3 separate regions of the Homo sapiens genome follow, and regions 2 and 3 are each linked to region 1. The links are chromatin loops, found by intact Hi-C in ENCODE. Cell type or tissue: heart right ventricle. All regions are shown on one strand.

Region 1 (8,000 bases):
CAGGTGCCACCAGAAAGTCTAGTGTTCAAAAGTCTGCTACAAACACAAGGAGGCTGAGTGCCACCTTGTGCCCCTGTCGCAATACCTGGTTACCCGCCCACCCCAACACACCTGCGCTTCCCCAGGACGGCCTCATTCACAATCCCTTCCTCTCTGGTGGTGTTGCAAGCACTCCATCATGAACATGACTCAACTGAGTCTTCTTAGTGTTGAAGAGAAACTAAGCCCAGAGGGAACAGGCAGTTCCCCCAAGCTCCCTCAGGACATGGTGAGTCTGGGATCTGGACCCAGGCAGGCTGGCTGTGCAGCCAGGCCCTTCACTGCAGCTGCCCTTCAAAGAATGCCTGGCTGTGCAAAACAACCCTGAACCACCTCCTGTCACCACTCATGAGGCCTGTCCTGCCCCTGCATGGCTCACACTTGCCAGTCATTGTCAGGACTTACCTGCTAGAATCACACAACCTTGATTCTTGACCTGGTTCTGCTATGAGCCTCGCCCATAACACCCCTCAAATCTATAGACCTCCCCAAGCCCCAGATTCTTCCTTGTCAAACGGGGGTTGTTGTGAAAGACCCATGAGGCAGCACCTGTGTGGAGCGTGTGGTGGCCCAGGGCCCACCTGCGATCACCTGCAGCACAGGTCCCCAGCCTCTGCCTGTGGACCCTCGCTGGCCCCAGGAGCACATGGCCTATGCTGGGCAAACTAGAAGCACCAGGAGTTCATGGCCAGGAGCAGGAAGTGGCAGTCAACACCCAGTTTTCCAGTCCTCCAGAGGGCAATTCTGACACGTGACGCAACATAGTGGCTTAGACACCCCCACTGGAGAAATTGAACCCCAAGGTCCTCAGTGATGGCCTTGTCTGTGGTCACCCTAATCCCCGGCCTTGCTCCCTTCCAGGTTTCAGCCCCACTTCCTCACGGTGCTGCTGGATCACCGTCCATGTTAGCCGCTTGCACCCGAATCCTCAGCTCAGGGTCTGTTTTGGGGCGACCTTATATTAAGAGAGCAGAGTCTGGCACCTAGTAAATACTAAGCCCTCAGCAAAAGGTATGTGTGTGATATAGAGGGAGAAAAGATTCATACATACACATATGTATGCATATGTGTACCAATATGCACTTGTAAATGTGGAAATCTAGATGAATGTACATGTGTTTATCTGTATGTATATATGTGTGCATACAGATATGTGCATGTATGTGTATATCTGCTATTTTTCTATATCCACATATGTGTATGTATGCATATAGATGTGTTCATGCATGTATATATGTGTGTATATCTATATCATTGTGTCATGCATGTGTCGATGTCAGTGCATGTGTGTATATGTACATGAATGCACATGCATAAATGTGTATATATGTGTGTATATATGCATGCATGAGCATATTTAAATATAGATGTGTGTATATGTTTACATAGGTGTATGTGGGCATGTATGTGCATATATGTATAGGCATGTGCATATAGGTGTGTGTTTATACATAGACATGTGAGTATATATGTATATATCTATATGTGTATATATGTATTATACATATATGTAGATGTGGGCATAAGTATTTGTGAGTACATGCATGTGTACTGTATATGTACGCATCTATAAGGATGTACATTTATGTATCTGTAGGTCTATATGTGCATGTGCATGTGAGTGTATGTGTGTACATGTGTATACATAGGTATGTGTGTATATATGAATGTGTGTCTGTATGTGTATTCATCGTGTGTATATGTGTGTCCATGTGTGCATGTGTTCCTGTGTGTGCATATGTGTTCCTGTGTGTGCATATATGTACATACGTGTGTGTCCACAGCTGGGTTGTGAGAGTCACACAGCAGGAAACAGGTGTTCCCTGACTGCGTCCCCAGAACGTATTCTCCGAGGGCCTCTCAATGACTCTCTGCTGGCCTCACTTTCAGGCCCCCACGCTGGGTCTTATCCCACCTCTCCCTGCCCTCGGCTCCTTCTTTGCACAGGTTCCCATTCACCAGAGGCCCCCGGCTTCCTCCCCACACCAGGTTACCTTGGGAAGTGGGAAAGCCGGAAGAGGAGACCTCACAGCAGAGCCTACCAACAGCTGCTCAGTGGCAGGACCCAGGGCGGCTGCAAGGAAATGAAATCCCCTCTCACTTAACAGCCTAATAAGGATTTGAACCTGAGTCTGCCAGGAATTTCAGTTTAACTGCTTTCTCAGATGTGAAGAACATGTCTGGGCTTTCAAGCATGCCCCAGGGAGGAGCCGCGACAGGCTGAAGGGGAGGATGGCGCCTGTTGCTGAGGCTCCACCTGCCTGAGCTTCTCTGTGAGGCCCCGGAAAACAGCACAGGCCTGGCAGGGGAGCTAGATGTGCAGATGAGAGGGGGCAGCCGCCCCAGGAGACCAGCGCTTGTTGCGGGGAAATGATGTCAGCAAGACGCAGCGGCAGCAGCAGCAAGGAGTCACTTAAGGACATTTCCAGCTGCCCTGGGCAACCTGATCCTCCTGGGAGAGGGGCCCACAGACTCAGAAGGGCTGCAACGCTCAGAGCCCAATCCTCAGGGCTGCGCACTTAGCCAGACAGGCTGAGCTGCATGAAACTGCTTTGTCATTCACACTGGGCCATTCACACTCTCCCAAGTGGAGTCCTCACCCCTGATCTGCCGGTTGGTGGCCAGGCCCAGGGCCCCTCACTTCCTCCTTCCGCCTCATGTGTTCTGCTCAGCCACATTGGCCTCCTTCTAGTTCTTCAACAAGAGGCTCATCCCCCTCCCAGGGTTTGCTCTGGTGCTCCCTCTGCCTGGAGTGCCCTTCCCAGCTCCTCACAGGTGCGGCTTGTTCTGGGCAGTCAGGTGCTTCAGGCTTCCCTGCCCCCCTGCCACCAGCCTCCTATTTAATTTCATTCTTGCAGCTGGCCCTTTTCTACTTTGTCGTGTTTAACTCCCTACCATTTATTTTTCTCCTCTCTCCCTGGAAGGCGAGCTCCCTGGTCATCGTGGGCCTTCCGTGTGTTTCTCATGCTGCGTCCTCAGAGCCTAGAGGCATGGAGTAGCTGCTCACTGAATCCTCACAGAATGAATGAATGATTGACCACACCCATCACATTAGGCCTTATGGGATTATTATCAAGAACGCCCTATTTAATGATGGGGACATGCTGCCCCACTTCCATCCCTGGGCCTTGGTGCACAGGCCAGAAAGTCCGAGACAGACCATCTGTCCTCCCTACAGGGGACCAACTTGCACAAACAAATGGGCATCAGCACCCACTGGGAGCAGCCGTGACCCCTGGGTCCTCGGTACCAGCCACAAAGCCAGTTCTGAGTTTGTTCAGAATCCTGCTTAGAATGAAGGATGCTCCTACACCAGAGATCTCTTAATACGACCACCAAACACCACGGGATTTTCAAAGGTAGCTGCCACAGCCGCCGCACACAAGCTCTGTTCCTGGCTTGCTTCTGCCATCTGCTGGCCAGTTGATAAAAGGCACCGGGGGTTATTTTCCAGTCTCTCTGAGGCTCTTGTTTTGTGGGAGGAACTCATCACCACCTTTATCTTCACAAGGGCTGCTTGGCAGACCTGTCCCATAAGTAGTGCAACTTGGGAAGATCCTAGGCCTCTTGTGGGTAGGGCAGTCATCCAGTCCTGCATCTTATGACTTCACACGTTACAAACGTTAACTTGCTAAACACTCAATGTGAAACCTAGGAGTAAGGGACAATTATCTTTACTATCTACAAACAAGGATGTTCAGGCACAGAGAGGCTCAGTACATTGTGCAAAGTCACACAGCTACAGAGTTGTGAAGCCGAGATTGGAACTCAAGCAATAAGGCACTTTGATGGCAGGCACCTTAATGGGGGGTGGGGGAACACCCTTTACCAACAACCATGCAAATGGCCCAGGTGCTCCTGTGACCCCTGATCCCAGGGGCTCCACCAGAGCACCAGAGAGAGAGGGATGTGGGAAGAGCAGAGGACAGAAGAGGACACGTGCATCTAACCACTCGGAGGACAGGAGAAGGCACCCTAACCTTCTGAGCTGCCATCTTCCAATCAGGAGGAGGGGAGCACTGGATACATAATCTCAAGGCTTTCCCTACAGTTCTCTCAACAGGACAGACAGGCAGGGGTGCACAGTGGTTAGAGCACAGGCTTTTTGGTCAGACAGAACTGGGTTAAAGATCAGACACGTCCACTCACTCTCAATGAGTCCATATCTGTAAGCCTAAGCTTCCGTCCTCACACATGTTGATAAAAGAAAAAGAAAAAAAAAGGCCAAGTGCAAAGCTTTTAGCATTGTTTCTGGTTCAGGGTATGGACTTAATACTGTTTTCTATCATTATAACCACACTAAAGGCTCTGAGAAGTCCTGCAGGAAGGAAAACTACTTGTCTTTATCTCAGCCATCCCCAAGCTAGCTGCCCACAGAGCCACCATGGAGCCCACAGCTCTGTCACCCCACAGGGCCCATGTGCCTGGCCCATTCATGTTCCCTCACACGGGAGCCTCAGGCCCCAGTGGAAACAGACTCAGGAGACAAACCCAGGCCTCCTGCTCCCAGCTCCCCACTCTGTCCTTCTGCTTCTACATCCAACTACCCCCAAAGCAGTTTCTACAATCCATAAACAAAAGAATTCAGAGACAATTCTCCAGGGCTCCCAAGACGACATATTTCATCTGTGGCTTCTACAGTGCTTATTTGTCAGTTTTACAGACCAGAGGCAATTAAGAGTCTAAGGCCGAGAAGGCTGTTTTTAATAATTCTGTCATTATTCTCAATTTTCAGCACCACCACACATGAAAAACCCATTTCCAATTCCCTTAAAGGTGTTAAATGGTTTTTGCACTGTGTTGCAAAAGTTTGCCGTCCGCCAAACTGCTACAAAGTGGGCTTGTAGCGTCCGGTCCTGAGCTGTGGGAACGACTTGGTCGGGGCTGATCCGCTGGAGCCCAGCTCTTTCCCCAAGCGTTCAATTCCCAGCACATGCCGCGTGGGTCACTGTGGATTTCAGGGTGGACTCACCGCGCTGCTGGGTGTTGCAGTCCACGCGATTTCACAAGACTCCATGCAGGACACCTCCACCCGGCCCAGGCTCAGGCAGGATATGAACAGGAAACCACTGTTTCCTGCCGATCAACACCCAGGAACTGATGAAGTAACCCAGTGCCCAGCCCCTCTGACAGCCACAGAGCCAAGAAGAGGGAAGTGAGGTGGCATCCAAGGCAGCCCCTGAAAGAACTAAGCAAGGCAAGTTCAAGGGGTTCAGGGCTCTGCAGCAGCTGATGGGGAGCAGGGAGGAGCATTCCGTTTTCAGGGCATTGAAAGTCCTTGAAAGGAGAAAATTTTATAAGGAATGACAAGGCCTGGATGCAGAAGGTGGGAGACCCCTGCCCTTGATAACCGTCATAGTTACCAATGACAACTATGATAAAGAGATGACTTTCTGTGGCTCCCACTTGCTGCCCTCTGTGGTTCCAGGCACATCACAGAGAACTCTTCATTTTCATGAGGCCCCATAAGGACATCCCTATTACTATGATCCTTATCAATATCCTGATGTTACAAATGAGGGAACCAGGACACAGAGACGCTGAGGAACTTGTCTGAAGTTACATGGTGGAGACATAGCCTGGGACGCAGCAGTGAGAGGGACAGACGAGCCCTGCCCCTGTGCACCAAGCCATCTGCTGGGGACGCAGAAATCAAACAGCTCGTGGCTGCCCTTGTGCCCAGCGCTGTGGGCATGAGCGAGCTGCTTTGAAGAGACAGCGTGGTGACCTGCCCTGCTGGCCCAGGCAGCATCACACGGCAAGAAGGCGGGCTTTGAAGGGTTTTAAACAGAGTCGTGTTCCCACGTCTGCAGTGAGAGGGCTGCAAGCCTTTGTGTTTTTCACACGGTGTTACACAGCGTTGGGGTCCACGGACCTGCCTCGGAAGCTGCTCATGGGCAAATGGACGACCACGGGTGGGGAAGGAAATTTCCCCCAAACACACACATGCTTCACCCAGAGCAGCCAAGCTGTTTGTGTGTTTGTGTGTATTCACGTGTGTATGTGTGTGTGTGTGTCTTATGCCTAATGGTTCATTGAGTTTAAGGATCTCTCAGCTCCCTTGCAGCACAAATGTTTCATAATTTGGTGGTTAGCGCGCAGTGACCAGGCAATACAGGTTCATCAAAATGCACCAATGAGACAGAGACAGGAGAGGATGTTTTGGCAGCAGACAGACATCCAGGAGGCCTAGCACACCCCCATCCCCCGGCCCCAACCTCAGAGAGATAATCAGGGGAGCAAAGGGCATTAGTATGAAACGACCAAAGAGACTTAGCGAGCAACGTCAGACTCCCTGCAACACGCGTGCTGATGGGACAGAGGGGGAGTTATTTTTATACTTCAGAAATAACCAAGCATTCTGCATGCCCAAAGCCAGTTTGGGTTTTAAATACCTTTCATAATTTTTCTGACTATGGAGGTAATACATCCTCAGGGCATAAAATTTAGAAATTATAGAAGAGTATTTTTAAAAATCCAACCATTGAGCAATAACCATTATAAAAATCTTACTGTTTTCCTTTCTTGTCATTTATCTAGGCTCATACAGATATTTGGGGCTTTTTTCACAAAACTAGGAAAATGTTAAAATATATATTCTAATATTGTCTCGATTTTATTATTAGATTTATCATAACCATAAAAGATTTGAACACTTTTAACGACAGCGTATTATTCCATTTCCATGGAATTACTGTAATGAATCTCCTACTGTTGGGTTTCAGTTGCTTCCAAATTTGAATGTAAATAATTTGGGGGCAGTTCTCACTCCATCAATGGCAGACTAGGTTGAATACAGCCGAGGTTTTGCAGGCACACACTATGCCCAAATTAAAGCCACAGCCCAGGATGTTGGCCATGGAGAGATGATGCTTTCAACTGTATCAACTCTTGAAGCTGGTGAACCATGGCTTCTCCCCTTCAGGCGCTGGCAGACCTTCTCCTCACACTCTTGGCTCTTTGCTGGGCTGACAACTCCCTACTTGCCCTGCAGGCCTTCCCTGAGCTCTGGGGTCTTCTTTCTGCCCCCTTCCATAGCTCCCCGTGGCTGCCACATCTCAGCACTGACATCCTACGTGGCTCTTTGTCCACACCTAGCTCCCTAGACCATGCACCCCTTGTGAGCTAGGTCTTTGTCTTCCACATGGAAGTTCTCACTAAACACTTGAATAAAGGAATGAATAAACAAATGAATGAACAAACAATCTAACAAAGAAGGAGCACATGGGCTGACCTTGCAGGGCTCTCACGCCAAATCCTGGAGGCGCCTTCTGCAGCCGTTTCTGTCTCCCAGCCAGTCCACCTGTTGCTCGGGCTGCTACTCAGAAGTGGCGCGTACAGGAAGCACGTGCTTGTTTGTGCTGGCCCCATGTTTGTTTGCATTTAGGATCACGGAGTTTACTCAATTAATAAATAGAGTGGAGAGGGGGTACTGCCTCTGTTTGGCAGACAAAACAAACAGAGGAGAGGGGAAGATGTCCAGGGCAGATTTCTCCCGCTTTCAATCTTAAATAAATAACCAGTTTCCCGATGCTAATTTTTCCTCTTTATGATCTTGTCTATCTGTGCACAGACGATGAGGTCTGATCCCTTGTGGTCCCAAATGCCACGTGGCAGTGAGCTTCCAGGCCACGTCCCTATTGCGCCAGAAGAGCCCATGTGTGTCTTTGTGAGCATGTTCATAGTTAACCTTGTTGATCATTACATGAACGTGTTTAATCCTTACCACAAGCCTGGGAGATAGGAACTCTTACTGTCCAAATTGCACAGATGGGCAAGCCGAGACACAGAGAGGTAATGTAACTTGCTCAAGACCACACAGCCAGCAATGGCAGAGCCTGGATTTTAATCCTGACAATCTAACTTCAAAACCTATACCTGTGATCACCAGCTAGTCCTCAATAGCCAATGTGCTGATTTCTAAAGAAATTCCAGCACATTCCCGCCATATATAAGCAGCC
Region 2 (8,000 bases), 1.1 Mb before region 1:
CTTGGAATTAATATCTTGCAGCTCTTAAAGCCCTGGGAAAAGTTGAGTATTAGTCAGGTATTTAGTTGCTAAGAGACCGGTAGAGAAGCAGGCGGCCCGGCTTGGAGAAGATTCTAGCAGTGCCGGATCCTGCAGGGTTTGAAATGTTTGATTTGTGGAGAACAAAGCTCCTTCTCCCCAACCCCCCAATTTGTTTTTAAACAAAGAGTGGGTCTCCAATTTCTTGTCATGGTTCCCTTGTTCTGTACTCAGCCTCCTTGAATATGAAAACCAAGCCTAGATTTTCCTGTCTTAACCCTCGGGGAAGGGGCTTCTTGGGGTCTTGGCTCAGCATACCTGGTCACCCTTCTCCTTCCCCTCCCCCTGGTGGGGCCCATTTGCCATATTCCCACCACCTGATCTCACACCTGGCCACAGCTGGTTGGACCATGGTGTGAACACACGATCCAAGTTGGGACAGATTCTGTGTCCTGGGAATTTGGACCTGGCTCTGAGGGATTCTTGTATAAGTGTCTCTCCAGCACAACAGGACGCCGACTGAGGGACCAGGGGCCATGGTGCGTACCGCCATTGGAATGGGCAGCAGAGACAGCCACAGAGGGGCCAAGCGTGGCTTGGAAGCTAAGAGAGGCTGGTGGTGTTGCCTCTTTCTGCCCGCCACCCCTTTCCTGGGCCTGCGCCTCTGACCTGGGCCTCATGAGATGCGGGGTCCTTTGTATGAACCCTCCTTCTCCTGGCTTACACTAGCTCAAGTTGTCTTCTATTTCTTGCAACCAAAAATATCCCAATTAATCCCTTTCTGTTGCTGGAGTACACTCAGAGACACATTTGCATCTCCCCCCCTTTTCCCCAGGGACCTCGATATGCAGAGTCTTCGTTTTCAAACATCCTCTGAGTCTTAAAACCTGGACTTGCAGCCTCTGTGCCGCTTCCATTCGGGGTTCTCAGAAATCCAGGTTAATCCCCTTCTATTTCTCATTACCTGGCAGACCTCTGGGACTCCCCACCAGAGCCCTTCCTGGCGGATGAGGTGCCATCTTGCCAAAGATGGGGATCGCCAGCTATTTTTTGGAAATGTAGGTTGATTATAACTCAGGGTGTTTTGATGTTAAGCTACAGTTTAGGGCATATTTTAGCAGAGTTAGGCTTGGGCCTCACTGGGATCTCAGTCCTGGCTCCACTATTAACTGGGTACATAGCCCTGAGCACATTATTGAATCTTTTTAAATCCTCAATTTCCATATCTATAAATTGGGGAAAATAATATTTTCTGTTTTGAAAATTACAGGAGGGGTTCTATTGTTAGGAGTTGAATTGTGCTCTCCTAAAATTTGTATGTTGAAGTCCTAACCTCCAGCATCTCAGAATGTGACCTTATTTGGAGACAGGGCCTTTACCAAGTTAAAACGAGGTCACTAGGGTGGGCCCCAATCCAATATGACCAGTGTCCTTAATACAAGGGGAAACTCGCTTGTATTAAGGGGAACACACACAGGAAAACGCCATGTGAAGATGAAGGTGGGGATCAGGGTGAGGCTTCCTCAAGCCAAGGAAGAGCAAAGATTGCCAGCAACTACTGGAAGCTGGAGAGAGGCCTGGAGCGGAGCCTCCCTCACAGCGCAGGAGGAACCGGCCCTGCAGACACCTTGGCTTCAGACCCCTGGTCCCCAGAACTGTGAGACGATGCAGCCCTGCTGTTTATGCTCCAGTCTGTGGGCCTTTGTTGCAGCAGTCCCGGAGAGGAAAGCGTCCATGTAAAGTGCTCTGCAGGGATGGGTGTGTGGCCAAGGATCTTGGCAGGTATTGTCACTGCCTCCCCCAGTGTCCCCTTCCTTTGGGCGGTCTCCTTGGGCTGCCTTACATTCAGAACCTCCGTGGCCGAGCCAGCCCTGCCTCTAAGCTCCTGCTGCGAACCGCCACTCTCCTGCCTGGGAGATGCCTTCCGTGGAGCCCGGCACAGCATGGGTGGCTGGAGCCTAGAAGGCCAGAGGCTCCTGGGCCACGAGGGCCCCCAGTTGAGCTCAGTGCATTTCTGGAGGCTCAGCAGGCCCTGAGTGCCCTTCTCCACACTGTGCCCATGGAACCCCCATCTGGAGCTGCGCCCCCCTCACAAGTGAAGCAAGGCACAGAGCAGATGAGAATGCAAGGTCCTGGCCTGGTGTTTTCTGTTGGTGAGGTCAGGGCAGCCTCTGCGGGACTGGCTGGTGGGAGAAACAAGGCCCAGAGTCCAGCAGGTTCTCTACCCTCTGCCCTGGAGCCAGGGAGGGCTGAGCCTCAGCTTCCCCCTGCCTGTGGCCTTGATGTGATCCACTGTCTCCTCCAGCCCTGCCGCCCTGCCCCGAGGCCATCCTGAGGTCCTTGTCAAGTGTGGTCTGGAGGCTCCACTCTGCATCCAGGCGGGAGGGCAGGGCCCACCCTGGCCAGTGCTGCCACTCCCGCCTCAGTCAGGGCTGGCACGAGAGGGCAGGACTCCAGTCCCTGATGCTTCTGTGTGTTTTTCCTTCACCACTTGTCACTTGGGACTCCTGGGCTGGAGGGACGTGCAGGGTGGCTGCTCTGTTCCTCTCCTGTCCCCTTTCCAGGGATCAGGTACTGACTCCATTTGTGCCCAAGCACGTCGTCCCCTCCCCTGCATGCCTTTTTTCCTACTCCTCATCCCTCTAACTCCTGCCTGCTGGCTTCTCCCTCCTGGCAGCTCACCCAATTGCGCGGAGGTTAATGATGCTTTGTGAAGATGTTTCGCATCTCCCCAGAGTCAAAGCAGCCATCATGTAGGCCGTCATCATGGTGACGGTGTAAACAAGGTGGGTTTCACAGTGTTCCCTCTCTGATTACTGAGGCTCTCACTGGGACGGTGTACTCTAAGATCAAGCCGCTTTACAGTGAGACACACAAAGACAAGCTCAAGTCCATCCTCCCCCAGATCCACCAAGGTGGCCCTCGGTCCAAGTAATTTTACGAACAGGAGTTTCTATTTCAGAAATCTTCCCGAGAGAAAACTCTAGAAAGTTCAAAACCCCAAAGAATTCTCCAACAACTAAAAAAAAAAACGAGCAAGTTTAACCGTTTCAACCATTTTCATTCTCCTTGTTGCTAAAATGTACAACTCCTAAATGATTACTTAAAAAACAAAACAAAACACCTTTTGGCAAGGAAAACAATAAATTCCCTAAATAATAATGTGTTTGTCCCTGCCACAAAGGGAGCATAAGTGTGTACACATGATGATATTTCCAGATGTGGAATTTCAATTAATTAGACAGAGGGTTCTCTGGGGTCAGCGTCAGTGTAGTCAGCTGAAAAAATATCTCCCAAGGATGTTCACATCCTCATCCCTGAAACCCATGACGATGTCACCTTACTTGGCAACAGGAACTCTGCAGGTGGGATTAAGGATCTTGAGATGGGACATCATCCTGGATCATTTAGGTGGTCCCAGTGTCCTCATAGGGTTCTTATGAGATGGGGCAGGAAGGTCAGAGTCAGGGAGAGATTGGAAGATGCTGACTTTGAAGATGGAGGAAGAGGCCAGGAACCAAGGAGTGCAGGCGGCCGCTAGACTCTGGAAAAGGCAGGAAACGGATTCTCCTGCAGAGCCTCCGATGTAACACAGCTCTGCCCACACCTTGATTTTGGACATGTGACATCCAGAGCATGTAAGAGAATAAATTTGCATTGTTGTAAGTCACTCCCTTTGTGGTGGCTTGTGACAGCAGTGGCCGGAGACTCAAATGGTCAGCGTGTAGAGCACAGGCACGGACCTGCTCTCGCTTGATGGAGCGCCCACAGTGCTCTTCAACCCTGCCCTCTGCTCCCTCTTCCAAACACAAAGCAAAACTACTCACTGCGGGGCGGAGGTCCAGCTGTGGGCAACAGGGCCGGGCACTGGAAGCTAAGCCACACAAAAAGTGACCACGTGAGTCTCAGAGCATCACACTTTATCCCCAGCCTGGCTTTATTATTCCTTGTTGCACATTTCCCCGTGCGACAGGCTGTGCAGCTTTGCTTGGGTTGTCTCTTTCCTAGGGCATGGATGTGCAATAAAGCCAGAGGTTCACTCTGCTTGTGGCACGGCTGCCTCTTCAGTGAGCATCTGCTGGGCACATAGTAGCTGCTCAGTAAATATTTGCTGAGTGAGTGATGGTGTCCTGCTAATGAGATCAACATCTCCAAGGAGAACCAGACTTTTGGCCGTGTTGTATCATTCTGATTGTATCCGGATCAAAATTAAATAAGGTACACAAGGCAAAGTTTGTCCTTGGCAGGATGTGGCCCCTCCTCAGGTGAAGCCAGGCTTCCCGCCTGAGCCCTTTCAACCCCCTGCTTTTCCTTCCGCAGCCCAGGACAGGGGTCATGCTGTCCTGGAGGAAAGTGCTTTCTGGGGGGTCCTCTGGCTGGATCTGATTTCTAAACATTTTCATTAAGGACATTCTCCAAGGTGCGCATTATCACCCCAGGTAGCAAGTGCCGGCTGCTCTGCCTGGAATCACTTTGGTTAGCCCCTGAGCCGGCCGGATCACCATAGCTCTGTGTAGTTCAGATCCGTGTCAGGGTCCTGGAGAGCGTCAGGCCTGTTTGGAATCACCCAGGGCTGTCACTCAGGGTGAGACCGTGAGCCTGTGCTGTAACTCGGGGAAGGTGGCCAGGTCAGGGAGCCATGGCCTTTCTCAACAGAAGCCACTTCATGCTCTTCCTCTGGAAGGTGTAGCTTTTGCTGTGGGGGTGGCTGTTCTAAGTTCTCCCGGGTGATGGTCTGAATCTTGCTGTCAAGCGATTGGGGAAATGGTGGGAAAGTGTGTTACTGCTCATTTCTGGGGCCGTCTAATGCCTCCTGCTGGGTGGTTGCAGAAGGGCTCATTCTATAAAGGAACCCCTGAGGCTGGGTCATTCATAAAGAAAGAGGTTTAATTGACTCACAGTTCCACAGGGCTGAGGAAGCCTCAGGAAACTGACGATCAGGGTGGAAGGTGAAGGGGAAGCAAGGACCTTCTCCACAAGGTGGCAGGAGAGAGAAGTGCGAGCAGGGGACACGCCAGACACTTACGAAACCATCAGATCTCTTGAGACTCACTCACTATCATGAGAACTGCATGGGGGAACCGCCCCCATGATCCAGTCACCTCCCACTGGGCCCCTCCCTAGACATGTGGGGATTATGGGCATGACAATTCAAGAGGAGATTTGGCTGGGGTCACAGCCAAACCATATCAGACAGCAAATAGGTGAAATCAAAATAAAGACTAAGTACAGTGAATTACAAAACTAAGCAAAACTGAAACAGGTGGAGTGTTGGGTGCTGAGGTCCTGGTTTCTTGTGTGCATAGAGATAATTTGTTTGCTTAAGACTTTATTTTTTATTAATGTTATTTTTAATGAACATTTATGGGGTACAAAGTGATGTTTTGATGGATGTATACAATGTGGACGGGTTAAGTCAAGCTAATTAACATATTCGTCTCCTCACTTACTTACCATTCTTTGTGGTGAGGCATTTGGAATTTGCTCCTAGTCATCTTGAAGAATTAATTTTTTTAGAGTTGTTTTAGGTTTCCAGCAACATTGAGCAGAAGGTGCAAAGATTTCCTACATAGTCCCAGCCCCCACATACGCACAGCCTCCCCTGTTATCAACATCCCCCACCAGATGGTATACTTGTTAACAAGCAATGAACCTATGCAGACACACTGTAATCACCCAAAGTCTGCAGTTTATATTAGGGCTCACTTAGTGTTGTAAGTTCCACGGGTTTGGACAAATGTATAATGACATGTATCTCCCATTATAGTATCATAAAGAGCAGTTTCACTACCCTAAAAGCCCTCTGTATTCTGCCGATTCATGCCTCCCTCCTGCTGACCTCTGGCAACCACTGATCTTTAGATCGTCTGTGTAGATTTGTCTTTCGCGGAATGTCATGTAGTTGGAACTCTAGGGTGTATAGCCTTTTCAGCGTGGCTTCCTTCACGTCGGAATGTGCATGTAGGTTTCCTTCATGTCTTTTCCTGGTTTGACAGCTCGTTTATTTTTAGCCCTGAGTAGTATTCTATTGTCTGGATATTCCATTGCTTGTTTATCCACTCACCTGCTGAAGGACATCTTAGTTGCTCCCAAGTTTTTGCAACTATGCATAAAGCCGCTATAAGCATCTGTGTGCAGGTTTTTATGTGGACATACGTTTTCAAACTTCACTTGGGTAAATGCCAAGGAGGGCGATTGCTGGATCGTATGGTAAGAGTATGTTTAGTTTTACAAAATACCAACATACTGTCTTCCAAGTGGCTGTCGCATGTTGCGTTCTCAGCAGCGATGAGTGAGGGTTCTGTTGCTCCACATCCTTGCCAGCATTTGGTGTCATCCGTGTTCTGGACTTTGGCCATTCTAGCAGCTGTGTGGTGGCATCTCGTTGTTGTAATTGGCATTTCCCTGATGACGTAGGATGTGGAGCATCTTTTCATGTGCCGTTTGACATCCACATGTTTGTCCTCTTTGGTGATGTGTCTCTTAAGATCTTTGGCCCATTTTAAAAATTGGATTATTTTCTTACCATTGAGTTTTAAGAGTTCTTCCTCTACCAAATATGACCATTAGAGCTAGGAAATAAACTCCAGAGGAATGTCAAAACATTGACTCAAAATGACCCCCATTCTGTTAAAAAGTCAAAGCTCAAAGACAATGCAAACCAAGAAAAGTCCTTCTCTGCAGGTTGTCAGAGCCTTGTTCTGAGGCTTGGTGGCTCTGAGGAGAGAGGCAGCGGTGCTGGAGGAGAAGGAGCCTGTGGTGAAGAAGGGCTGCAGCTGCTAACTTCATGGAAACACAGGGGCTGTTAGGTACCGCCCGCAGGAAATAAGGGTTTTGTGCTGGAGTTTGCCTTTGTCCCCAGCATTGGCTGGAATCTGGCAGGAGGTGAGTATTAATGGCATCTTCTATGGGGCACTTATTAGGTGATGAGAACTGGGCCAAGCCCCTTTGCGTGAATTGGTTTGTTTAACAGCCCTCGGTGATACTCTTCTCTCTCCCTTGTTGCAGGTGTGTAGGCAGATGCTGGGGAAGTGGGTCACTTGCGGGAAAGGGCAGAGCTGGGATTCACCCCGACTCTGCCAGACTTTCCAGCCCAGGTTCTTCGCTGTGTCATTGTTTTGTGTCTGCCTCACAGGATATGAGACAGATGAAGTGGTTCTGGTGATGAGCGAGGTGACGTGGGCGCTGAGGAGTCAGGATGTTGGAGCTGGAGGGAGGCCCTGGGATGGAGCCTCTGGAGGTCCAAACACTGGGCAGCTGGGAACAGACTGCATCTGAAAGCAGGCATGGGCTGGAAGCGAGAGGACTGGACCACAGTCAGGGTGTGGAAGCTCAGCTAAGAAAAGCCTGGGCGGCCAGAGCCAAGGGTGTGCGGCAGCCTCTCCTCCAAGCTCAGGAGAGCCAAATGGTAAATTTGCAGGGGTTGTGCTCACTGGTTGTTGAACACAGACATTGTAAACATTAAATGATATAAAATTACAAGTAAACAAATCGTATTAAAAAGAAAGGTCATAAATACTCAAAAATGTATAACTTTTTAATTACTTGACTACATTTTGCTACTATCTATGTGGTGAAGATTATGAATTGATTTTACTGGGGATGGTAAAACACTACATCACTGTCTGCTGCTGTACCTCTCTTCCCAATGTTACATTCAGTAAAGTCACATAGATGGCTTGAAGTTGACCACGGCAGGAAGATTTACACTATGAAAACTGGCAAATGCTAAAAATCGGGGCTTTTTAAAAACTTTTTTTTTTTTGCTTTTTTGAGAGCTGGTTGTTAAACATTTGCTAGCAAGCATGCTGAGGATTGCAAACACTGGCGTGACTCACGGAGGTTGTTTCCAGCCCTGGGAGAACTTAGGCATGTTACTGTGGACCCTGGCATGGGGGGCAGCCCCAAAGGAGGGAGCTCCCCAGACCAGCTTGCTGAGTCATGCAGGGGCCTGGGTGGAACCTGCAGGGGCCTGGGCCGTG
Region 3 (8,000 bases), 150 kb before region 1:
TGTGATTTCGGCTCAACACAAGATCCTACGTGCAAGCCAGCTTCCCTCAGAACTGCCAAGTCCCACATCATCTCCTAACATCTGACACTGGCAGTGAGAAGTCTAATGCCGATCTGAACTGTGTTTCTTTGCAAGAAACCTCATTTTTCTTTCTGGGAGCTTTTGATATTCTACTCGGCCTTGGTTTTCTGAAAATTCAGCACAATGTGTCCAGCGCAGGCCTTTCTTATTTCTCCTGCTCCCAATGCAGTGGGTACCTTCAATATGATGACACGTGTCTTTTTGTAACTCTGGAAAATTTTCACTGATTTTTTCTTTTCAATTCCTTCTCCACATTGCCTCTTTTCTTCCTTCCCAGAATTCTTTAACTAGATGTCCATCGTGGAGATTCATTCTCTATGCCTCTTATCTATCTTACATTCTCTCATCTATCTTACACATAGAATGTTGGTGCATTCTAGAAGAATCCCTTAAGCTTTAGCTATATCCATTCTGCTACTCAGCCCATGCATGGAGCTTAATACAGCATTTCAATAATCCCATTTTTAACTTCTTAGATCTCTGGTGGATTCATTTACATCATAGATGATGCTTTACATACTTGAATCTCTCCAAAGTACCTAAAGTTGCTCCATTTTCTTCAGTTTGCTGGGTTATTCCCATTCGTTACATTTTGGTTCTTCAGTTGGATGCATTTGGAGTCATGCACCCCACTGTTGATTTCTCTCAAGTGTCTGCTGATGTGTGATGATTTGCTTATCTTTATGTGTTAAACGCCCTGGTTTCCTGCCTGGTCCATTTATTGATGCCTGCTTTCTGAGATTGTGGGCAGGGGCAGGGCCAGCTGCTGCTGGCTGACAGATCTTGTTTTCTGGGTGTGGGAGCCACCCTGGCTCTCTGGAGGTCACTGACTCACTGGCTTTGTGACCTGGAGCCCTCACTACCCGCTTTGGCCTCAGGCAAATATCACTCCTACTTGACACTGTGGAGAGATGGAAAGAGCCTCCTCCCCGAATGAAGACCCTCAGGTAACCTGCTTGGCAAAGCCCCTGAACCCCACCTCCACCCTCCCGCCTGCCAGGTCTTCAGCTCTGGACTCTTTCCTGCCCTTCCCGGACCTTTGCCTGTGTTTGCTCTGGCTTCGTTTCTCTGAGTGGCTGATTTTATTTGCCTTTTAACTTTCAAGACCTCCTGGTCTACTGTTGTCACTTTATCTCGTTTGGATTATAATTTGCACTGTCGTTTTGCTCTTCCCATATGATTTGGGATGGGATTTAACATGTAAGAAAAATAAATACTATTTCTGTGGTTACATGACTTCCCCAGTGTAGAGAGGGCCAGGAAATGTACGAAGTCATCAATACTGATGCCAAAGTGTGGTGTCGGAGGTCACCATCCCCAAAATGGATTAAACAGCACAGACGGCCCATTCCATGGAGTTAATCAGCTTAATTGTGTTTCTTGGCATTACTGAATTTGGGGAAATAAGTTACTCTAAGTAACTTCAAATGTTAAACGTCAGATCACCAACATCTCATATTAAATTTGGAAATAACCCTTCACTAATCAAGAGAAACATGTACTCAAAACGGAACAATTGATATTTTCCTCTTCTATTCTCTTCTTCTCCTCCACCAATAAATTTTAATAAGGAACATGTAACTCCTAAGTTTGTAAAACTAGATAAACAAAGTGCTTAAAAATCTAAATTTTTTTGTTTTGTTTTTGTTATTACAACCCAAGATACTCTTCACATTAAGGTTAGAGGTTGGGTTTGGTTACCATCCCAGAGTTCCGCGTGGGAAGTCTTTCAGATTTCTTCTTTAATTCTTCTTTCGCATTTGGTTTTCTTCAAACAGGATGAGAGAAGCACACAGAAAGAAGGCATTCACTTAATTTTACAGACTATTTTTCCTGGGTCCTAGCTTAGAGAGGAGCATCTTGACCCATACGTCCTCTTTAGCATCTTTTGTGTGTGGGGAGGACTCAGCTGCCGAGATGCTGGCAAAGGTGTGGATGCCATTTGCTCCTCATGTGCTCATTTGTGCGTAATGACAGGAGTACACTGGGCAATGAGTTTGATGAGAAATTGAAAAGGCAAAAGGTGAACGGCCCACATAGCCCTTCTAATGTAGGCGTTGAAAGAGTGTAATTTCCTGGAAAGCAACTTCAATGTCAGATTGAAATGCCGGTTTCAACGTGCTCTTCATGCACTGACTCCCTAAGCCTGGAAGAAATGCCCTCTCAGGGGTGCCGTCCCACACAGAGAGCAAGTGGGCCTCCCTGTTTCCACTCTCTGCCCTCCCCAGTCATTTTCACCAACAGGCAGAAGGATCCTTTCAAAATAGAAACCAGATCCTCTCACTCCCAGCACAAAACCTGGCAAGGGCCTGCCATTGCCCTCAACCAGAAACCCAAAGTTCTCACATAGCTGATGATATGGTTTGGATCTGTGTCCCCACCCAAACCTCATATCGAACTGTAATCCCCAGCTGGGGCCTAGTTGGAAGTGACTGGATAATGGGGGCTAATCTCCCCCTTGGTGCCGGTCTGATCATGAGTGAGATCCCCTGATATCTGGCTGTTTAAAAGTGTGCAGCACCTCCCCCACCCCCTTGGTCCTGCTCCTGTCCTGTAAGACGCCTGCTCCCACTTTGCCTTCCGCCGTGATTGGAAGCTCCCTGAGACCTCCTCAGAAGCAGATGCTGCCATGCTTCCTCTACAGCCTGTGGAGCCATAGGCAATGAAACCTCTCTTCTTATAAATTACCCAGTCTCGGCCAGGCATGGTGGCTCAAGCCTGTAATCCCAGCACTTTGGGAGGCCAGGAGGGAGGATCACGAGGTCAGGAGATCGAGACCATCCTGGCTAACATGGTGAAACCCCTTCTCTACTAAAAATACAAAAAATTAGCCGGGCATGGTAGTGGGTGCCTGTAGTCCCAGCTACTCAGAAGTCTGAGGCAGGATAATTGCTTGAACCCGGGAGGCAGAGGTTGCAGTGAGCTGAGATTGTGCCACTGCACTCTAGCCTGGGTGACAGAGTGAGACTCCGTCTCAAAACAAACAAACATATTACTCAGTCTCAGGTATTTTTCTTTCTTTCCTTCTTTTTTTTTTTTTTTTTTTTTTTTTTGAGACAGGGTCTCCCTCTGTCACCCAGGCTGGAGTGCAATGGTGCGATCTCAGCTTACTGTAACCTCCATCTCCTGGGTTCAAGTGATTCTCCTGCCTCAGCTCCCCACCCCACCAGTAGCTGGGATCACAGGCATGCACCACCATGCCCAGCTAATTTTTGTATTTTTTAGTAGAAATGGGGTTTCACCATGTTGGCCAGGCTAGTCTCGAACTCCTGACCTCAGGTGATCCTCCTGTCTCAGCCTACCAAAGTGCTGGGATTACAGGCGTGAGCCACCGTGCCTGGCCTCAGGTATTTCTTTATAGCAATATGAGGACTGACTGATACAGCTGGGGAGCCCCTCTGTGATCCAGCCAGCTTCCCCCTAATCACCCTCCCTCACAGGGCTGCAGCCACAAGGCTTCCAGCCGCTCTAGGATTCTGCCAAACCTTTGCACTTGCTGTGCCTCCAGCTAGGAATGTTTTCCTTCCAGCTTCCCCCACCATGGCTTCCTCAGTCAGTGGAGGTTTCTGCTTCAATGCCTCCCTGCAGGAGCCTTCCCCAGCCACCCAGTGATGACAGGAGCTCAGGGAGACTCTCCATCGCCCTCTTCTGTTCTGTGTCCTCTTAGGACTTTCTTACTCTCTGACATCATAGATTCACATGCTTGCTTTCTGTCTCCCACATTAGAACATAAGTTGCACGAGAACAAGGGCTGTGTTTTGTTCTCTACATAGTCCCCGCATCTAGAACCCAGCCTAGCAATCAGGAGGGGCTCAGTAGGTATTAGTGGGTAACCAAATGCTTCTGGATTTTAAAATAAAATTTAAAAAGGACTGTGCCTCATAACTGTACAGATAAATTCAATTTCCAAAGGATTCATTTGACATAAAAGTATGACAAAAGGGTTCCTCAAAAAGTTAAACATCCAATAACCATACGACACAGCAATTCCGCTCCTAGGGATATAACCATGAAAATTAAAAGCAGGGACTCAAACAGGCACCTGAATACCCATATTCATGGCTGCATTATTCACGGTAATCAAGAGGTGGAAACAACCCAAATGCTCTTCAATAGATAGAAAGACCAACAAAATATGACATAGCCACACAATGGAATATTATTCAACTCTAAAAATGAATGAAATGCAGATACATGCTGCAACATGCATGAGCCTTGGAGATATTATAAGTGGAATAAGACAGACACAAAAAGACAAATATTGTATGATTCCTCTTATGTAAGGTAACTAAAATTGGCAAATTCACAGAGACAGAAGCGAGAATAGAGATAATCAGTGGCTGAGGAGAGGGAGAAAATGGGGGTTATTGTTTAGTGGGTACAGAACCTCTGTTTAGGATGATAAGGAAGTTCTGGAAGTGGGTAGCGATTATGTTTTCACAGCATTGTAAATGTACTTAATGCAATATACACACACACATACATATATACACATATATTCATATACACACACATATATATTCATATACACGTATATATTCTCAAAAGAAAATGGTAAAGCACTTACTCTATTTGCTTTGATTTTATGAAATTAGATGAAGTTATCCTGAGATTTTTTTTTATTAGATGAATCGGCACTAGTAAGTCTTTACCATCTGTTTAACTTAAAATTCTAACAAAAATTCTTGATTTAACATTCCTTATTGGTTTTATAAAGATGAGTCCTGATAATTATGTACATAAGCCAGTGATGTCTGATTTTATTATGCAAACAAGAGAAAATACGTCAGATGCTTTCTTATTTTTCCCAGTGTCATTTGTAAATATTACTCAAAGTTTTTACCCACATTATTACTTCTGTTCCCTCAGGATTTAAAAAAAAAAACACTTCTACAAACGTTTGTCAAAATTGGGAGCACTTTAACAAACAGCTCTCAAATGTAGTACCTTCTAACATGTCATTAAATATTCTCCTTTGAATATCATTTAGACCTTTTCAGTTACATTGGGAAATTCTCTAATATATTTCCATAAATTATAATGAATAATGTCCTGTTAAACTTCTGGGGGTTTCAGCTCATGTGTGATGTGAGTAATTCAAGTTCAGTTCTGCGTTCTCCCTGATGTCCCCAGTTCCTCACACCAGCCATACCCATCAGGGACAGAGCCAGCTCCACCAGGCATTTCAAAGGATTCCAAGCTCCGTGTTTGAGTGGTCATTGTGGGTGGAAAGGCGGTGGGGGAGGAAGGCTTGAAAGCCTGGTTTACTGTGGCTGAGGGTCTGGGTCACCTTTGTAAAACTCCTCAGAGCAATTACAAAAGCATTTGCATCCATAGGTCCTCAATAAATACCATTTGAATGAATACCCCAGGGTTTTGCAGAGGCTGTTACTCCATCGTGAATGGTGGGAGACAGATTTTAGTACAAGGACAAACACTTGTTTAATTGCCGTGCATTTTTTAAAAATTAAGACAAATTAAGACATTCGTTTTTCACTGATAATAAAAATATGAAGTGTCTTTTAAAAATACATACCTTTAAATTTTAAATGTTTATATTTAAAAGAATGAATTGACTTGCAGTGTAGGATTTGAAAACCATCCATAGGGTGGTACATAAATAACTGAACTGGCTGGGCGTGGTGGCTCATACCTGTAATCCCAGCACTTTGGGAGGCCAAGGCGGGAGGATCACTTGAGCCCAGGAGTTCCAGGTTAGCCTGGGTGACATGGTGAAATCCCATCTCTACAAAAAATACAAAAATTAGCCAGGCATGGTGGTGTGAGACTGTGTGTAGTCCCAGCTACTGGGGAGGTGGAGGCAGCAGGATCACTTGAACCTGGGTGGTGGAGGCTGCAGTGAGCCGTGATCACGCCACTGCACTCCAGCCTGGGTGACAGTGAGACTCTGCCTCAAAAAAAAAAAAGACTGAATTGAGGGCAACACTAAACTAGTAAATGTTCATTGTTAGCCATCAGAACCTAGAAGCTGGGAGGACAGAGCAGAGGGCACGGCCCACTGTGTACAGGAGCCTCACAGGCCCCCGAGGCTGGCTTTGGGGTGTTGGAAGAAGTAGAGCTTGGAGCCCACAGCTGGGGGACACCCGAACACAAAGGAGCCCTGCAGCCTCCTGCCTGTTGTCAGGACCCAAAGGAGAAATGTAGTTTGCAGGATCCCACAGCATGATGAAGCCACGAGCTGATGAGTGGGCTGGGGCAGGGGCAGTGGCTGAATATCTGCTGCAGACTGGCCGGGCTCACCCACCCTTTGTGTGAAACGGCCCGAGGCTGCCTTGCTTCCCCTCCCCTGCTACCTTTTGCCCACACTAGACATCACTCCCACCTAAATTCTGAACTCCTCTGTCCTTCCAGCTCTCCTGCAAATTCCTTTCATAGTTGGGGTGGGACTCATCAGGCCATCCCTGCCCAGGCTTGCTGCATCTACACCTTCTTGCCCACAGAGGTCCAGGCTCCCTGGCCTTGGAGGGCCTTCTATGGTGGGAGGTTGCCAGGCCTAGGAAGCTACAGGCCTCGAGTCAAACGTCTTGCTCAAGCCAGTAGGAGTTGACAAAATTTAAAACTAGAGCTCATAGACCTGCCACAAATAAATGGCAAGTTTTTTATGATCAAGATTCCATTCTAGCCTGCATCCTAGGAGGATTTGGCATCCCTGATCTCTGGTTCTCTCTAGACTCCGATTAACACCACCGGCTGTCCATCTTCCCAGCTGTCGGGACTTAGCAAAGGTACTAGTCCTTGCTGTGCTTCACTTTTCACATCTGTAAAATGGGCTTAATCATGATATCTATGTGGTGTTTGCTTTGTAATGATTAAATGAGATCATCCAGGAGCAGTGATCAGCACTGTGCTAGATCAGAGCAGATGCTCACTACATGTCAGCCATCAGAAAAGAAAATAGAACAGGCCTCCCCATGTTCCCTGTCTAACAATGAGAAAGACATTGGATGAATCCCAACTGAAGGATATTCTACAAAAACCCTGACCGGACCCTCCTCAAAACTGTCAAGGTTATCAAAAACAAAGACAGTCAGAGAAACTGTCACAGCCAAGAGGTTCTCAAGGAGACATGATGACTAGCTGTCATGTGGGGTCCTGGATGGGCACCTGCAAGAGAAAAGGGACATCACAGAGGAAAAAATAAGGAACTCCACATGAGGTTTGGACCTTAGTTAATGAGAATGCATCAATATTGATTAATTATAACAAATATGTCATACTGATGTAGGTTGTCAATAATGGGGACAGTTGAGCTTTCTGTGGTGTATTAGTAGTTTTTCTATAAATCTAAACTATTCTGAAATAAAAAGTTTATCAAAAAACGAAAAAGATTGGAACAAAAATGTAAGCCTCTCTCCCAAAGACACACAGCTGGCATAAAGAAAGCTATGGTTTAGGACCCACTTTTTAGTGACCTGGGAGCCTGCACGCCATCCATTCGGGGCTGCACCTAGTGTTATTATTTAAGACAATTACAGACTGAAAGAGGAAAGCTGGAAAATGCAATGCTCCCAGTAGGGCTTTAGGTCTGCAGTCACCTAAGTGGAACCACAGTGGTGAAGAAGGGTTGTGGATGGGAAATAGCAGCCCACAGGTAAAGGCAGAGTTTAAAGGACCAAATCTGCTTGTCCACAGATCACGTAAGAACAATACCCTGAGGGTGTCCAGAGCAGCCATGTCCCTCCCTCCTGCAGCCACAGCCCTTGCTTTGGAGAGACTCTAGGGCAAGTCAGGCTTGTCAGGACGGAGTTATCTGCCCAGAACAACTGTGAGAGTTGGCAGGCAGCTTCTGCGACTGGTGCCATCCTCTCCTTTGTCAGGACAACCCAGGGGCCTGTGGGGGAGCTGCCTATAACACAGGAGCCCTTCCTCTGCCCAGCAGTGCCGGCAGACATCAGGAC

What was found. Peaks named below come from ENCODE experiments on the same cell type or tissue, not always from the same donor. Only the 100,000 strongest peaks of a DNase experiment are listed, where the experiment ranks them.
Region 2: it touches region 1 in a loop (9-fold over the local background); 23 of 110 quality-filtered maps call a loop at or near these places.
Region 3: it touches region 1 in a loop (5-fold over the local background); 30 of 110 quality-filtered maps call a loop at or near these places.

What each region holds. Positions count from the first base shown.
Region 1 is chr20:60,053,020-60,061,019 of GRCh38, reverse strand. It overlaps LINC02910 (long intergenic non-protein coding RNA 2910), which reads right to left and starts at 5,095. Exons shown (of 4, transcript NR_161293.1): 1 at 5,012-5,095; 2 at 2,034-2,113. RefSeq lists enhancers at 2,315-2,564, 2,271-3,072, 3,168-3,347, 3,358-3,407. In heart right ventricle, a CTCF peak has its summit at 3,457 (motif pointing left); DNase peaks (open chromatin) are centred at 2,329, 2,409, 3,459, 5,059 and 1 weaker place; H3K27ac peaks cover 2,283 bases.
Region 2 is chr20:61,117,834-61,125,833 of GRCh38, reverse strand. No RefSeq gene overlaps it. Among named protein-coding and RNA genes, the nearest start is that of LINC01718, 43 kb to the right of the region's middle. RefSeq lists an enhancer at 2,044-2,689. In heart right ventricle, a CTCF peak has its summit at 4,992 (motif pointing right); a DNase peak (open chromatin) is centred at 5,019; H3K27me3 peaks cover 1,639 bases.
Region 3 is chr20:60,202,111-60,210,110 of GRCh38, reverse strand. All of the region lies in intron 3 of MIR646HG (MIR646 host gene), which reads right to left. Among named protein-coding and RNA genes, the nearest start is that of MIR646HG, 68 kb to the right of the region's middle. In heart right ventricle, a CTCF peak has its summit at 3,726 (motif pointing left); no DNase peak of the experiment used is centred here; H3K27me3 peaks cover 692 bases.